2 separate regions of the Homo sapiens genome follow, and region 2 is linked to region 1. A link is a loop called in an ENCODE intact Hi-C map of the cell type or tissue named here. Cell type or tissue: pancreas. All regions are shown on one strand. Links, peaks and the distances in the headings refer to the core of each region. The heading gives the core; the rest is flanking DNA. Region 1 overlaps RABEP2 (rabaptin, RAB GTPase binding effector protein 2). Region 2 holds the start of SH2B1 (SH2B adaptor protein 1).

Region 1 (8,000 bases), core at 1-8,000:
TGTAATCCCAGCACTTTGGGAGGCTGAGGTGGGTGGTTTCAGGAGTTCGAGACAAGCCTGGCCAAAATAGTGAAACCCTGTCTCTACTAAAAATACAAAAATTAGCCGGGCGTGGTGGCGAGCGCCTGTAATCCCAGCTACTCATGAGGCTGAGGCAGGAGAATCGCTTGAACCCAGGAGGCGGAGGTTGCAGTGAGCCGAGATTATGCCACTCCACTCTAGTCGGGGCAACAGAGTGAGACTCCATCTCAAAAAAATGTAATAATAATACAAATAAAATAAAGAGTTGTCCTGGAAGGTCCCCTTGGCTTATCTGTTTCCATCTCAGTAGCTGGAACTTAGCCAGATGATCTGTTTAGTTGCAAGGAAGCTGAGAAATGTGGATGGTATTTTAGGATTTAGGCCACATGCCCAACTAACAATGTGAAGTGTGCTGGCCATTGGTGTAATCCCAACCCAGATGCTGGGAATCACACTTGTAATGCCAGCACCTTGGGAGGCTGAGGTGGGAGGATCACTTGAGGCCTGGAGTTCAAAACCAGTCTGGGCAACATAGCAAGATCCTGTCTCCACAAAAAAATACAAAAATTAGCTCATTGGTGCACATGCCTGTAGTCCCAGCTAATCAGGAGGCTGAGGCAGGAGAATGGCTTGAACCCAGGAGGCGGAGGTAGCAGCGAGCCGAGATTGTGCCACTGCACTCCAGCCTGGGTGATAGAGCAAGACTCCATCTCAAAAAAAAAAAGGTAAAGTTCTATGACGAAAGAAAAAAATGGATGTTGGAGAAGGAAGACATGGTGAGTGACGGGACCACAGGAAGAAGTCGTGACCTTCATCCTTGCCCTTATGTCCTGGGGCAAGTCGTGGAAGCTTCTAGAGCCTCTGTGTTCTTATCTCTGGAATGAGGGTGGACAGCACCTTCTAGGGAGGATTAGGAGAGCTGATGTGCTTGGAGAGGAAGCTCTGAACAGACCCGGGGCTTCAGCACTTTGGAGGGGGAACTATTGCTGCCACACCCCGCTCCCTCCAGGCCCACGAGGACTCGGAGAAGCTGCGGGAGATCGTACTGCCCATGGAAAAGGAGATCGAGGAGCTGAAGGCGAAGCTGCTGAGGGCCGAGGAGCTGATTCAGGAGATCCAGGTGAGGGCACGGCCAGGGGGCGCTGGGGAAGGAGGGGTGCCAGAGGACCCTGGCCCCCCAGCCTCTTCCCTGCCCCCTTCCCTAGAGACGTCCCCGGCATGCCCCTTCCCTGCACGGCTCCACGGAGTTGCTGCCCCTGTCCCGGGATCCATCGCCCCCGCTGGAGCCTCTGGAGGAGCTGAGCGGAGATGGGGGTCCAGCCGCTGAGGCCTTCGCTCACAACTGCGATGACAGCGCCTCCATCTCCTCCTTCTCCCTTGGCGGTGGGGTCGGCAGCAGCTCCTCCCTGCCCCAAAGCCGCCAGGGCCTGAGCCCTGAACAGGAAGAGACGGCCTCGCTGGTGTCTACGGGCACCCTGGTTCCCGAGGGCATCTACCTGCCCCCTCCTGGCTACCAGCTCGTCCCAGACACTCAGTGGGAGCAGCTGCAGACAGAGGTGAGTGTTGTGGGCAGGGTGGCGGGGTGTACCATCCCCCTCTCTGCTGGATGCTTCCCCCGCACCACCTGTGTTCAGACCCAGAACTAGAGCCGGAGCTTCCACAGGGAGAAGAGAGGCCCCCCTCCTGGTGAAGGCAGGCAGATGTAAACATGCATAGGGGCCAGGTGCGGTGGCTCACACCTGCCATCCCAGCCACTCGGAAGCTGGGTGGGAAGATTGTGGCTAGGAGTTCAAGGCCAGTCTGGGCAACATAGTAAGACCCTGTCTCTTTACAAAAGTTAAAAAAAAAAAAAAAAGCCAAGTATACACTTGTAGTCCCAGCTACTTGGGAGGCTGAGGCAGGAGGATCTCTTGAGCCCAGGAGATTGAGGTTGCAGTGAACCGAGATCGTGCCACCCACTCCAGCCTGGGTCACAGAGTGAGAACCTGTCTCAAAAAAAAAAAAAAAAAAAAAGAGGCCGGGTGCGGTGGTTCATGCCTGTAATCCCAGCACTTTGGGAGGCCGAGGTGGGTGGATCACCTGAGGTCAGGAGTTTGAGACCAGCCTGGACAACATGGTGAAACCCCATCTAAAAACACAAAAATTAGCTGGGCGTGGTGGCGCATGCCCGTAATCCCAGCTACTCAGGAGGCTGAGGGAGGAGAATCGCTTGAACTGGGGAGGCGGAGGTTGCAGTGAGCCAAGATCAAACCACTGCACTCCATCCTGGGCAACAAGAGTGAAACTCTGTCTCAAAATAATAATAACAATAATGTGATACAAAAAATGAATTGTATATTTAACATGGGTAAATTATGTGGTAAAGAAATTATAACTCAATAAAGATGCTTTAAAAAAAAATGCACATGGATGCATGGGGAAGACATTGTCACCAGGGAGATGCCCAGAGAAAAACAAAACTGGGCTTATAGGATAGAGACTGGCAGTGAGGGAGACTGACCCGGGTTCAGGCTGGAACTGAGACCCAGATGGCGTGAGGAAGTACTCTTAAAGACCGGGGCAGGCCGGGCGCGGTGGCTCATGCCTGTAATCCCAGCACTTTGGGAGGCCGAGATGGGCAGATCACCTGAGGTTGAGAGTTCAAGACCAGCCTGACCAACATGGAGACAAGCATGGTGGCGCATGCCTGTAATCCCAGCTACTTGGGAGGCTGAGGCAGGAGAATCGCTTGAACCCAGGAGGCAGAAGTTGTGGTAAGCCGAGATCGCGCCATTGCACTCCAGCCCGGGCAAGAAGAGAAGCAGAGAGAAACTGTGTCTCAAAAAAAAAGAGAAAAAAAAACCGGGGCACAAGGAACTGTGAGTTCGAAGGCCCTGAGGATGGAGAGACCACAGTGTGTCTGAGGAACAGGAAGGCCACCGGGGAGGAGAGAAGAGGAGACCAGAAAGAAAGGCAGGGCCACATGAGTCCGACCTCGGGGGCCTGTTGTGCATTGTGCGTCTTAGGAGACGTGGGAAGCACCTGCAGGGTTAAGCAACGGAGAAGCCTCCCGGCTCCAGGCTTTCAAAAGCTCACTTGGGGCCAGGTGCAGTGGCTCACGCGTGTAATCTCAGCACTTTGGGACACTGAAGCGGGCAGAATGCTGGAGCCCAGGAGTTTGAGACCAGCCTGGGCAACATGATGAAACCCTGTCCTACAAAAAAACACAAAAAAGTAGCTGGGCACAGTGGCACATGCCTATGATCCAGGCTACTTCGAGAGGTTGAGATGAGAGGATTGCTTGAGCCCAGGAGGTCGATGCTGCAGTGAGCTGAGATCGTGCGCCACTGCACTCCAGCCTGGGTCACAGAGTGAGACCCCATCTCAAAAAAAAAAAAAAAAAAAAGAAAGAAAGAAAGCTTACTTGGGGCTGTGTTGGGGTAGGGGACACAGGAGAAGCTGAGAGGCTGGGACTGTGGTGTACAGGAAGGTGGTACCTTGGACCAGGGGATGGCCGCAGAGACAGGAAGAAATGGGTGGATGTGGAATCCACTTTTTTTTTTTTTGAGATGGAGTCTCGCTGTGTCACCCAGGCTGGAGTGCAGTGGTGTGGTTCTCGGCTCACTGCTAGCTCCACCTACCGGGTTCATGCCATACTCCTGCCTCAGCCTTCCGAGTAGCTGGGACTACAGGCGCCTGCCACCACACCTGGCTAATTTTTTGTGTTTATAGTAGAGACGGGGTTTCACCATGTTAGCCAGGATGGTCTCGATCTCCTGACCTCGTGATCCGCCCACCTCGGCCTCCCAAAGTGCTGGGATTACAGGTGCGAGCCACCATGCCCGGCTGGAATCCACTTTTTTTAAGATGGAGTCCTGTCCTGTCACCCAGGCTGGAGTGCAGTGGCCTGATCTTGGCTCACTGCAACCTCTGTCTTTCAGGTTCAAGCGATTCTCCTGCCTCAGCCTCCCCAGTAGCTGGGATTACAGGGGCCCGCCACCACGTCCAACTACTTTTTTTGTATTTTTAGTAGAGACAAGGTTTCACCATATTGGTCAGGCTGGTCTTGAACTCCTGACCACCCACCTCAGCCTCCCAAAGTGGTGGGATTATAGGCATGAGCCACCATGCCTGGCCCTGTTTTTTTTTTTTTTTTCTCTTTTTTGAGACGGAATCTCACTCACGGCAACCTCTGCTCACTGCTCACTGCAACCTCTGCTTCCTGGGTTTAAGTGAATCTCCTGCCTCAGTTTCCCGAGTAGCTGAGATTACAGGTGTCCCGCCACCACGCCCGGCTAATTTTTTGTATTTTTAGTAGAGACAGGGTTTTACCATGTTGGCCAGGCTGGTTTTGAACTCCTGACCTCAAATGATCCACCCGCCTCGGCCTTCCAAAGTGCTGGGATTACAGGCGTGACCCCACTCCACCCAGTCCTGTGGAATCCACTTTGGAGGTGGACCTGGCAGGGCCTGCTGATGGGTGGGGAGTGAAGGGAAGAGAATGGATGGCTGGGCCTGTAATTTGACGGACTGTGTGGATGAGGGCACCTCCCTGCAGAGGTGGGCCACGAGAAGTGTGGTGAGGGGGGCCAAGTTCCTGGGAGATGCAGGCTGAAGGCAGGGTCTGTGGCAGGGCCGACAGCTGCAGAAGGACCTGGAGAGCGTCAGTCGCGAGCGGGACGAGCTCCAAGAGGGCCTGAGACGGAGCAATGAGGACTGTGCCAAGCAGGTGGGTCCCTGCCGCTGCTGCAGCCCCAGCCGGCCTCTGGCTACCTGCCGCCCCCTGACATGCCCTTGCCCTCACTTTCGCCCTCCCTCCAACCCAGATGCAGGTGCTCCTGGCCCAGGTCCAGAACTCAGAGCAGCTGCTGCGGACCCTGCAAGGGACCGTGAGCCAGGCCCAGGAGCGGGTGCAGCTGCAGATGGTGAGTACCTGGGGGCCCTAGGGCAGGAGGGCGAGGAGTCCAGCAGGAATCAGTTGCACGTGGTGGAAGGGGGCACGTGGGAAGTCAAGGAACCTGTCCTGTCCCCAGCTGCTCAGGCCACACCCTGGAACCGGTGCCAGGTAGGTAAGAGGGTTTTGGGGCAGCTGGTGCCGTGGCCAGAACAGGGCCCCTGCAGCCACACAGAGCTGTTTGATCTTGAGCTAATCCCAGACTCCCAGCCTCTGCCTCACCATCTATAAAACTGACATAATGGGCCCTAGTTTGCAGAGTCATGAGGATTAAAATCAAATCTGACTGGGCGAGGTGACTCATACCTGTAATCCTAGCACTTTGGGAGGCCTAGGCGGTTGGATCACCTGAGGTCAGGAGTTCGAGCCTAGCCAACACAGGGAAACCCCATCTCTACTAAGAATACAAAAATTAGCCGGGCATGGTGGTGGGCGCCTATAATCCCAGCTACTTGGCTGGGCAGGATAATCGCTTGAACCCAGGGGACAGAGGTTGTAGTGAGCCGAGATCACGCCATTGCACTTCAGCCTGGGTGAAAGCAAAACTGTCTCAAAGAAAAAAAAAAAAAAAAAGCAAATCAGATACTGACAAAGACTGGGGAGGAGACATACGTGATTGAACAGGGCCAGGTGTAGGGCAGGAGGGTAGGAGGGCAGTAGGCGGCCTGGAACCAGAGGCCCCTGCAAGGGGCTCCTGCCTCTGGGCTTTGCTGACTGTGGCCACCTAGGAACACAGGTTCCCTGCTGCCAGATTTTCTGATTTTTCAAGAGAAACCAAAAATATGAATATTTGTGTATTGTCTCCTATTTTTTTTTTTTTTTTTTTTTTTGAGACGGAGTCTCGCTCTTTCACCCAGGCTGGAGTGCAGTGGCACGATCTCGGCTCACTGCAAGCTCTGCCTCCCAGATTCACGCCATTCTCCTGCCTCAGCCTCCCGAGTAGCTGAGACTACAGGTGCCTGCCACCACGCCCGGTTAATATTTTTTTTTGTATTTTTAGTAGAGACGGGGTTTCACCGTGTTAGCCAGGATGGTCTCGATCTCCTGACCTCGTGATCCACCCGTCTCGGCCTCCCAAAGTGCTGGGATTACAGGCGTAAGCCACTGAGCCCGGCCTCCTGTTTTTTTTTTTTTAAGAAATGGTGTGTTGCTCTGTCGCTCAGGCTGGCCAGGCTGGAGTGCAGTGGTGCAATCAGAGCTCACTGAAGCCTCAACTTTCTGGGCTCAAGCAATCCTGCAGCCTCACCCTCCTGAGTAGCTGGGACTACAGGCTCACACCACCATGCCCAGCTAATTTGTAAATTTTTTTGTAGAGTCGGGGTCTCACTATGTTGCCCAGGCTGGTCTCAAACTCCTGGCCTCAAGTGACCCTCCCACCTTGGCCTCCCCCATAGCCAGGGTTATAGGTGTGTGGCACCACGCCTGGCTTGTCTCTTAATTTTTAGAATTGGCAACTACTTTAAGGTTTTAAAAATATATATGGGCCGGGCACGGTGGCTCACACCTGTAATCCCAGCACTTTGGGAGGCCAAGACAGGTGGATCATCTGAGGTCAAGAGTTTGAGACCAACCTGACCAACATGGTGAAACCCCGTCTCTACTAAAAGTACAAATATTAGCCAGGCGTGATGGTGGGCGCCTGTAATTCCAGCTACTTGGGAGGCTGAGGCAGGAGAATCGCTTGAACCCGGGAGGCGGAGGTTGCAGTGAGCCGAGATCACTCTATTGCACTCCAGCCTGAGTGACAGAGGGAGACTCTGTCTCAAAAAAATATATATTTTTTAAAATTTAAATTTATATATATTTAAATATTTGTGTGTGTGTGTGTGTATGTGTATATATATATATATATATATATAGACCAAGTAAAATATCTGGCTTGGGCCCTGGCAGCAGCCTGTAATCTGCGTGTTAGCAGGGACAGAGGTGTCTGAAGAGCTTGGTAGCAAAAAGTGCTCCTTCCTTGCTTAGGAACAGAGAGGGTATGGGCTCTCTTGCTGTCAGTCTGGGAGGAGGGTTCAAGGAGGTTTGGCCTCCTAGGGACTGGAGACGCCCTGTCCTCTTCATTGCCTTATACTAACTGTCTGTCCATAGGCGGAGCTGGTCACCACCCACAAGTGCCTGCACCATGAGGTAAAGCGGTTGAATGAGGAAAACCAAGGGCTCCGGGCCGAGCAGCTGCCATCCTCAGCCCCCCAGGGCTCGCAGCAGGAGCAGGGCGAGGAGGAATCACTGCCCAGCTCTGTGCCAGTAAGCTGAGTGTGGGCACTGAGAGCCTGGAGCCACCGTGAGGGCCCCTTCTTCCCAGGCAGGGCAGAGCGTTGGTCACGACCAGCCAGGGTGCTGTGTATTTGCTTGGCTAACTCATTTGCCTTCTCTAAGGCTCAGTTTCCTCATCTGAGAAATGGAACCATACATGCTTTCCAGCATTGGCATCAAAAGAAAATGAATTAACAGAATGCTTGGCAGGAAGGAAGCAGTCATTTGGTTGGTTTGCTATTTTTAAGTGACACGCGAGCCACAAGATTGAATTTATCATAATCTTTGGTTTATAGCAAGCTGCCATCATGGATCTATGCCTAGCCTTTGTCAACTTTTTCTTAATAATATGGCTTATTAGCCAGGCGCGATGGCTCACACCTGTAATCCTAGCACTTTGAGAAGCTGAGGCGGGCGGATCACTTGAGGTCAGGAATTTGAGACCAGCCTGGCCAACGGTAAAACCCTGTCTCTACTAAAAATACAAAAAAATTAGTCAGGGCTAGGCGCGGTGGCTCACGCCTGTAATCCCAGCACTTTGGGAGGCCAAGGTGGGTGGATCACCTGAGGTCAGGAGTTTGAGACCAGCCTGCCCAACATGGCAAAACCCCATCTCTACTAAAAATACAAAAATTAGCCTGGTGTGGTGGCGGGCACCTGTAATCCCAGCTACTCGGTAGGCTGAGGCTGGAGAATCGATTGAACCCAGGAGGCGGAGGTTGCAGTGAGCCGAAATCGCGCCATTGCACTCCAGCCTGGGTAACGAGTGAAACTCTGTCTCAAAAGA
Region 2 (9,327 bases), core at 539-8,538, 48 kb after region 1:
CTCACGCCTGTGATCCCAACACTTTGGGAGGCCAAGTGGGGTGGATCACTTGAGGCCAGTTTGAGACCAGCCTGCCGAACATGGCAAAACCCATTTCTGCTAAACATACAAAAAATTAGCTGGGCATAGTGGTGCATGCCTGTAATCCCAACTACTCAGGAGGCTGAGGCACAAGAATCGCTTGAACCTGGGAGGCAGAGGTTGCAGTGAGCCAAGATCGCGCCGCTGCACTCCAGCCTGTGCGGCAGAGCAAGGCTCTATCTCAAATGTAAGTAAGTAACAAAATTAGCCAGGCATGGTGTCACATGCCTGTAGTCCCAGCTCCTTAGAGGGCTGAGGCAGGACGATCACTTGAGCCCAGGAGTTCGAGGCTACACGAGGCTACAGTGAGCTATGATCAGGTTGCTGCACTCCTGACTTAGAGGGAGACCCTGTCTCTCTAAAACAACCACAACAACAAAAACTCCACAGTTCTCTTTCAAGTGGAGGCATTGTTTTTGAGAGTAAGAACATTTCCCTGTCTTCCGCTATCCCAGAAAAGCTGCAGCCCCAGGGACACACTCTCAAGGCACTGGACACATATATATACCTCCTTTCGGCGACGCCACTTGCTTAAATGCGCTGAGGGCTTTCTCCTTAACACAAGCACTGCCGGCGGCTGGGAAGTTGAATTCCTACCTTAACCACAAACGTGTTCTCCCGGTCAGGCATCTCCAGGGCTGTGGTTGTCCGGACGTCTGTGATAGAAGAGCAGGGGATGCTGAGTCGGGGCCGAGAGGCCTAAGTCAGGAGAAAGAAACAGATCTGGGTGTTTGGTTTCCAAAGACCACTCTTCCCCTCCCTCCAGACATTCATCTTTCCTTCTACATCCTCGGGAAGTTAGACAAAAGGCAGTCACACTGCTTTCTCAGTCCTGCCCGCAGCTGCTAACACAGAGCCAAGAGCCAGCTTTACCAACAAAAAGTGAGCGACACCAGGGCCATGGGCTGGTAAACCCCAGAGCTTATCTGCAGGGCTGTGACCACTCTGAGCACTCTCTCACTTGCTCTCAGTCACCCACCCTCCAAGGGGCCTCACCTTGGGTGGTACAAAGAACTCCAGGCGACTTCCTCCTCCTCCTTCTCCTTCACTTCGAAGCAGCAGGCGACACTTCTGCCACTGAGGCTGCCCTCCTCCCCCTGAAGGAGGCCCAGCCACCCCTCCTCCCCGGCCCACTCCGGCTGGGTCAGGGGCTGCCTCCTCAGCCCCCATGAAACTCAGCAGCTCTTCCCTCTGCACCATCCCTGCTCCATCCTTCAAGGCGCCCCCTCCCCGACTGAGTCTCAGCCTCTCAAAACGGTGAGTCCATCTTTCCCCAGGGGACGTTCCATCACTGACCAGTCCCCTACCAACGGTCCCAGCCCCGCCAGAGGAGTTGGAGTTGCTGTTTCCACCTAAGACTGGGGGGCCTGACGAGGTCTCCAGGGGCCCAGCGGAGGAGGGAGGGTCAACGGTCCCCCGCCACTGCAGGATGCCACGGACTGAGCCTCGGACAGAGCGACCCACTGAACGCAGGGAAAAGCGCTTCTTGAGCTTCGGCTTGGAGGAGGTTGTAGAGGAGGAAGAGACTGAGGAAGGGAGGGGGCCGGCCAGGTCCTCAGATGATCGAGAAGGGCCCAGCACAGCCAGGGGCCCACCCACCCTGCAGCTCTCAAGGGACAGGTCATGTGGCGAAATCTCCGCACCAGGGCTCAGGGGAGCCAGGATGGGTGGCGACAGGGAGCCAGAGGCCCGGGCCACCTCGGCTTCAAAGTGCTGCAGGAAGAGCTCAGCAAAACGGCGGGAGAAGGCAGCCTCGGCCCCGGGCCCCGCATATTGGGGGTGGGAGGCCAGGTAGAGGCGAAAACGGCGGGCAAAGTCCAGAGCCGCAGCCCGGGCGTGGGACTCACAGAACTCCCGCCAACTAGGGGGCGGGGGTGGGGGCAGCGGGGGAGACGAGGGGGAGGCCCCGTCCTCTGGGGAAGGGGCACCATTCATGATGGGCCCCAGGAGGTGGAGAGGGGGAGCCTGTGGGGCACAAAGAGGGAGGCAGCCAGAAGACGAGGGGTGGGCGGCAGCAGCTGCGAAAGGAAGAGAGAGGCACACACGAGGGTCACTGCTGAGGGCGCACCGGAGGCTGCATCCCACCCCCAGCCAGAGACGTCCGACCCTACTTCAGACTCCGCAGAGAGCAATGGGGAAGGGAGCCCAACACCTCCCTTCCCTCTCCCAGATCCTGGCACCCTGCAGGCCCCAGCCAACTGGCTCCCCAGCGTCTAACCTGCCCCGAGCCTGCCACATTTGCCCCCACTTTCCTTAGCTTTGGATCCAGCAGTAGAGGGCTTTGGAGCACCTTCCCCCTAAAAAAGGGAACTTTTCCAGATCACCCCCCCTCTACATCGGATCCTCCAATATTCATGTCACACTTCCCATGAGCCATTCTAGAGGCTCCCACTTGGTTATCTTACCTTTCCCTGAGAGGTTTCAAAGACCTCTCGAACAGATGAGGAAACCGAAGCTCAGAAAAGTTTCAGAACTCCAAGTCTACTGTTTTCCCCACTTCATAGTCCCTGTCCCCAGGGCCCGGCTGGGCCAGCCTCAGCCATAGCACCTCACCGCCCCAGCTCGCAGGGGGCTAGAGAGGAGCTGGGATTCTAGACCTTAGAGAGCCTGCCTCACGCATCTTAGGGTCCAACTCTTTGGAGGGGGCCGATTCATTAATGAGGATGGATGCATGATGGACCAAAACAGTAATTGTCTTGAAAGCTGACCCCAGAGTCCAGCACCCACGCACTGCGTGAAGGAGATGTGAAATAGCTACAGCCCACTTCTTTGGTATCCCTTCAGTCTGGGGCCAGAGGCCGCAGGGGCCCCAGAGGAGAAACTGGGTTGGCTCAGGTCAAGTCTTTGCTGGCCTCACGTAAACAAAACATCACAGGGAGAGCTGGGGCCCTAGGATTTTTCACCTTCCTCTTCTCCCACTGGGGAGTATGCCCTAAAGGCAGGTTAGCCTTCTGGTTAAGGCCATGGACTTGAGTCAGACCAGGGCTCAAACCACCTTATGAGCACCCAGTCCAGCCACCTTATGAGCGATGTTATCTTGAACAAATTCCACGTCCTCTCTGAGCCTCCGTTTTTCTATCTGTTAAACAAAGCTAATGATCCCTCCCCTCGAAATGTTGAGAGAATTACATGGAATGGGGTATGTCAGCGCTGAACGCAAAGTAAGCATCCGCTGAACGACTGCCATTGTTACTATCTTCATGTGGGAGAAGAATATTATTGTTCCAATTTTCTAAAATAGAAATTAGAGAAAGGAGGAGCCCTCTCAAGGTCTTACAACTAGAAAGTGGCAGAGCTGGGTGTGGAATTTACAACCCTTGGCTCTTGTTAGCGCTCCTCCCGCCACGCAATACTGGAAGGTGACAGCCCCAGGACTGGGGCCAGAGCAGCTCAGGAAAGCCTCCCCAAACCCTCAGCGACCTCAGACTCCTGTTCAAACCTACAGCCAGGCTGTAAGTCGGTGAACCCTCCCCTTCCTCCTGGGCCTCGACCCTACAAGCTCAGATGGCTCCAACCGCAGGGACAACTCCAAACCAACGAGAAACAATCAGGAGATGCAGGAGTCATGGAGCACGGGGGAACCCAGCCAAGAAGTGCAAACCAATCTCCAGCCAGCGGCCACCTCGGCTCACACAGGCCCACCCAATCCTCCGCACCGCAGACAGACCCAGCCCCCTTCAGGCCCGCTGACCCTGCGACTCCTAAGCTGGTGACTCAGTTTCTCTTCTGCCAAGCAGGACTCAGACACATTTTCCCGGTGCACCTGCCTCCTGGCTCAGTTCTGATATTTCCCGAAGGGCGGGAGGTGGAGGGTGCAGGCTCCGCTCTCGGCTCGGACCCTCCGGGCCCGGTGGTCCATATACTCCGATCCGACCCTACTCCCTGGACACCCCCCAGCCGCCCATTTTCCGGGGCCGCATCCACCTCGGGACCAGCCCTGTCTGCTGCACTCTCCGGGGCCGAGTGCCTCTCCAGCCCCCGGCCCTCCACGCCCACCCCCACCCAGGAATCCTCTCGGGCGCCAGGGCCGGGTCGCGGAGAGGGAAAAGGTACTTGAAGAGGGGGGTTCCGGTTCCGGTCCCACCTGCATCTCGGTCCCCGAGGTTAGCTCCGGCGGCGGCGGCGGCGGCGGCGGCTCCCGCTCCCTGCGCCCCCACCCACTACGCGACGAGCGCCCAGCCCGGTTCCGCGCAGGCGTCAGGACCCCCTTTCCCGTCGCTGAAGGAAGAGACCATAGAGAACAGCGGCGGGAGGGAAGGGCACCTTCATACTTACTTCCGCCATCCTCCCACTCGGCGCCGACCCCAGGAGACCGAAGACGGTGTGAATCTCGTAGGGCTTCAGTGCCTTCTCCAGTTGCACCTAAAAGCGACCACAGACGCAGCGGGGGAAGTGCTTGGATCCCACCAGAGCGTCCTCCCGGAGGAAATTCGGGACAAAGGGGCGATGTCGACCATAGAGAACCGGCCTTAGGGGATAGAGTCCCAGGGCCCGGCTGAGGGCTAGAGTAGCCGCCGAGCACCGGAAACCAGCGAGATGATGAGGCTGTGTGAACGGCCCGCTGCAGCCTAGAGCGCCGGCCCCGCTGTGGAGGGGCACGCGGACAACGCCACCAAGGAGCTGAGCGAGGAAAGAAGCGGGTGACCTTGGGGAGGCCCTGCGGGGAGGCGGAGCCTGAACTTACGACCTTGGTTTATCTGAGGAAAGGGGCAGGCGGTCCAGGAGTTTGCATCTCTGAGGCTGGAGATGAAGATGGTGGTAGTGGTGGGGGAGGGGGTGGGTAGAAATAATGAGGTCAGGGCCGGGCGCAGTGGCTCATGCCTGTAATCCCAGCACTTCGGAAGGCCGAGGCAGGTGGATCACCTGAGGTCAGGAGTTCGAGACCAGCCTGGCCAACATGGTGAAACCCCGTCTCTACTAAAAATACAAAAATTAGCCGGGCATGGTGGCGCGCGCCTGTAGTCCCAGTCCCTCCGGAGGCAGAGGCAAGAGAATAGCTTGAATCCGGAAGGCAGAGATTGCGGTGAGCCGAGATGGCGCCACGGCACTCCAGCCCAGGCAACAGAACTAGAATCCCTATTTTAAAAATAGAAAAAAAAAAAATGAGGTCAGGGCCGGGAGCGCTGGCTCACGCCTGTAATCCCAGCCCTTTGGGAGGCCGAGGCGGGCGGATGGCTTGAGGTCAGGAGTTTGAGACCAGCCTGACCAACATGGTGAAACCCCGTCTGTACTAAAAATACAAAAAATTTAGCCGGGCGTGGTGGCAGGCGCCTGTAATCCCAGCCCCTTGGGAGACCGAGGCAGGAGAACAGCTTGAACCCGGGAGGCAGAGGTTGCGGTGAGCCGAGATGGCGCCACGGCACTCCAGCGCGGGCAACAGAGCTAGACTCCCTATCAAAAAAAAAAAAAAAAAAAAAGAATTGAGGTCAAGGCCGGACGCAGTGGCTCACGCCTGTAATCCCAGCACTTTGGGAGGCCGAGGCGGGCGGATCACTTGAGGTCAGGAGTTTGAGACCAGCCTGACCAACATGGTGAAACCCCATCTGCAATAAAAATACAAAAATTTTAGCCGGGCTTGGTGGCAGGCGCCTGTACTCCCAGCTACTTGAGAGGAGGCTGAGGCAGAAGAATCACTTGAACCCCAGAGTCGGAAGTTGCAGTGAGCCAAGACTGCGCCACTGCAATCCAGCCTGGGCAAAAGAGCGAGACTCCATCTCAAAAATAATAACAATAATAATAATGAGGTCAATTCCAGACGTGCTTTTGGGACGTCTGTGGGCATATAGTCTGGAGCTAAGAAGAGACATCAAGGCCAGTTAGAGAAATCGAGAACAATTAAAGTACGGAGGGTAGTTGAAAGCATGAGCACAGTGAGATCCTCCACCCATCCAGTGTCTGATTGACCCGGCTCCAGCTGGCCTAAACAGTAAAGGAAGCTATGGCCCAAGTAATCGAAAAGTCCAGAGCGGACAGATTCAGACAGGTGAACACAGGGGCCAGAAGATATCAGGAACCTGTGGCTCACCATCTCTGGTTCTGCCTTCCCTATGCATTTGGCTTCACCCTCAGGCAGGCTCTCCTCTCTTAGTGGCAAAATAGCTTCTTGTAGCTCCAAGCTTAAACCCTAATAGCTTAGCAACTCTCCTAGAAGGAGCATGCCTCTTTTCTGAGATTCCCAATGAAATTTCCAGAACTGAGTAGCTGATTGGATCAAGTGCCCATCCTGGAACTCGAAGACAAATAAATAACCCAAGAGGGGAAGACGGATAAATCCTGACTCACCTAAGAATGTTCAAGGCCGGGCACAGTGGCTCACGCCTGTAATCCCAGCACTTTGGGAGGCCGAGACAGGCGGATCATGAGGTCAGGAGATCAAGACCATCCTGGCTAACACGGTGAAACCCCATCTCTGCTAAAAATACAAAAAAAATTAGCCAGGCGTGGTGGCGGGTGCCTGTAGTCCCAGCTACTGGGGAGGCTGAGGCAGGAGAATGGCGTGAACCTGGGAGGCAGAGCTTGCAGTGAGCCGAGATCGCACCACTGCACTCCAGCCTGGGCGACAGAGCGAGACTCCGTCTCAAAAAAAAAAATGTTCTAAGATGGCCGGGCGCAGTGGCTCACGCCTGTAATCCCAACACTGGGAGGCTGAGGCGGGCGCATCATGAGTTCAGGAGTTCAAGACCATCCTGGCCAACATAGTGAAACCCCACCTCTACTAAAAATACAAAAATTAGCTGGACATGGTGGCACATACCTGTAATCTCAGCTACTCAGGAGGCTGAGGCAGGAGAATCACTTGAATCTGGGAGGCGGAGGCTGTGGTGAGCCAAAATCGTCCCACGGCACTCCAGCCTGGGCAACAGAGCGAGACTCCATCTCAAAAAACAAAAAAGTGCTGGGCATGGTGGCTCAGTCCTGTAATCAATCCCACTGTTATCAATCCCAGCACTTTGGGAGGCTATGGTGGGCAGATCACTTGAGGTCAGGAGTTTGAGACCAGCCTAGCCAACATGGCGAAACCTCATCTCTACCAAAAATATAAAAAATTAGCCACGTGTGGTGGCGCGTGCCTGTAATCCCAGCTGCTTGGGAGGCTGAGGCACGAGAATCGCTTGAACCTGGGAGGTGGAGGTTGCAGTGAGCCAAGATCATGCCACTGCACTCCAGACTGGGCAACAGAGCGAGACTCCATCTCAAGAAATTAAAAAAAAAACAAATCTGGAGTCCTAACTGTTGGAACAGAAATCACATACCAGAGACCAGGGAGTGTGGGAGTGAGTATAAGATGTGTGTGTGTCGGGGGGAAATGGGCAAACACAAACACAAATGATATAAAGGGATCCGTGGGGGATCACAGGGTGTGCTGCCATGGTCTCTAGAAGGCATTGATAACTAAGAGACTGCTGCGTGACTTGGTGAGAGTAGTTTCAGCAGAGGCCAAATGGTAGTGGTTTGAGGAATGAGTGGAAGGTAAAGAAGTGGGAGGAGGCTGGGCACGGTGGCTCCCGCCTGTAATTCCAGCACTTTGGGAGGCCAAGGCAGGCGGATCACCTGAGGTCAGGAGTTTGAGACCCGCCTGGCCAACATGGCAAAACCCTGTCTCTACTAAAATTAGCCAGGCGTGGTGGCACGCACCTGTAATCCCAGCTACTTGGGAGGCTGAGGCAGGAGAATCGCTTGAACCTGGGAGGTGGAGGTCGCAGTGAGCCAAGATCGTGCCACTGCATTCCAGCCTGGGTGACAGAGCAAGACTCCATCGTAAAAAAAAAAAAAAAAAAAATTCAAGAAGTGGGAGGAAAAATGTGGAGAGATGTTCTACACAGTTTGGCTGAAAAGGGGAGGACAGAGATAAGGCAGGTTGTAAGTGTGAGAAGGTAGAAAGGTTTGCTTGTTTGTTTCTATCTTGAGGAAGATCTGATTTTGTTGGAAACATTAAGGGGAAAGGAATCAGTAGAGAGGATGGTCGCTGAAGGAGCAAGGTTGCGGAGAAGGTTGGTGGGGACGTTATCCAGGGCCCAGGTTAAGCCAAGGCATTAATATGAAGGGGAGAAACCCTTCTTCCTCATAAGCAGGGATGTAAAACTCGGGATGCTTTCCGCTATAACTACTAGAAACCCTAATTCCAGCTAACTTAAACATGAAAACAGCCGGGGGGGGGGGGTCTATTGGTTTAAATAATTGAAAAATCAGAGATAGGATGACTTCAGGCATGGCTGGAGCCAGAGGCTCAAACAATGTTGATTTGAACTTGGTCTCAGTCTCTTTTAGTTCTGCTTTTCCCTGGACTTTCTTTCTTTTTCTCTCTCTCTTTTTTTTTTTCCTGATACAGGGTCTTGCTCTGTCACCTGGGCTGGAGTGCAGTGGTACAATCATAGCTTACTGCAGCTTCGAACTCCTGGGCTGAGGCAGTCCTCTCACCTCAGCCTCCCCAGTAGCTGAGACCACAGGCATGACCCACGCCTGGCTCCCTGGACTGTCTTCATTCTCAGGGAGGTTGTCATCTCGTAAGTAGCAAAATAGCCAAGCCTCATTCTACCAGCTTAAACAACCCTGGCAGAAAAAGAGTATAGCTTTCCCAATAGCTACAGCAAATAAAACAGGGGTGTCTGATGAGCTCAGCTTTCATCGCCCAGTGATCTTTTGTCATTTAATAAGGAATTTATCTGTTGGGTACTGGGCTTAATACCTGAGTGATGACATGTATAACAAACCCCCATGACAGGTGTCTATCTATGTGATAAACCTTCACATGTATCCCCAAACCTAAAATAAAACTTAAATAAATAGGCTGGGCATGGTGGCTCACACCTGTAATCCCAACACATTAGGAGGCTGAGGCAGGCGAATCACCCGAGGCTGGGAGTTCAAGACCAGCCTGGGCAACATGGTGAAACCCCATCTCTACAACAAATACAAAAAAATTAGCCAGGTTGGGTGGTCCATGCCTGTAATCCCAGCTACTCGGGAGGCTAAGGCATGAGAACGGCTTGAACCAGGGAGGCAGAGGTTGCAGTGAGCCAAGATCATGCACAGCAAGATCCTGTCTCTAAAAAAAACCAAATAAATGATTTTTTTTTTTTTTTTTTGAGAAACAGTCTTGCTGTGTCACCCAGGCTGGAGTGCAGTGGTATGATCTCAGCTCACCAGCTGCAAACTCTGCCTCCTGGATTCAAGTGATTCTCATGCCTCAGCCTCCCGAATAGCTGAGATTACAGGCGTGCGCCACCAGGCCTGGCTAATTTTTGT

What was found. Peaks named below come from ENCODE experiments on the same cell type or tissue, not always from the same donor. Only the 100,000 strongest peaks of a DNase experiment are listed, where the experiment ranks them.
Region 2: it touches region 1 in a loop (2.4-fold over the local background); 38 of 110 quality-filtered maps call a loop at or near these places.

Annotation. Positions count from the first base shown.
Region 1 is chr16:28,907,813-28,915,812 of GRCh38, reverse strand. RABEP2 (rabaptin, RAB GTPase binding effector protein 2) reads left to right here. Exons shown (of 13, transcript NM_024816.3): 4 at 1,031-1,141; 5 at 1,227-1,577; 6 at 4,634-4,729; 7 at 4,827-4,925; 8 at 7,049-7,204. Among named protein-coding and RNA genes, the nearest start is that of RABEP2, 13 kb to the left of the region's middle. In pancreas, for the core only: no CTCF peak of the experiment used is centred there; a DNase peak (open chromatin) is centred at 4,902.
Region 2 is chr16:28,858,784-28,868,110 of GRCh38, reverse strand. SH2B1 (SH2B adaptor protein 1) reads right to left here and starts at 4,268. Exons shown (of 8, transcript NM_001387430.1): 1 at 1,078-4,268; 2 at 679-780. The coding sequence starts at 2,016. RefSeq lists a silencer at 4,054-4,213 and enhancers at 4,324-4,683, 4,326-4,831, 4,549-4,843, 5,124-5,193. In pancreas, for the core only: no CTCF peak of the experiment used is centred there; DNase peaks (open chromatin) are centred at 1,530, 1,590, 4,330 and 4,660; H3K4me3 peaks cover 1,742 bases; H3K27ac peaks cover 1,807 bases.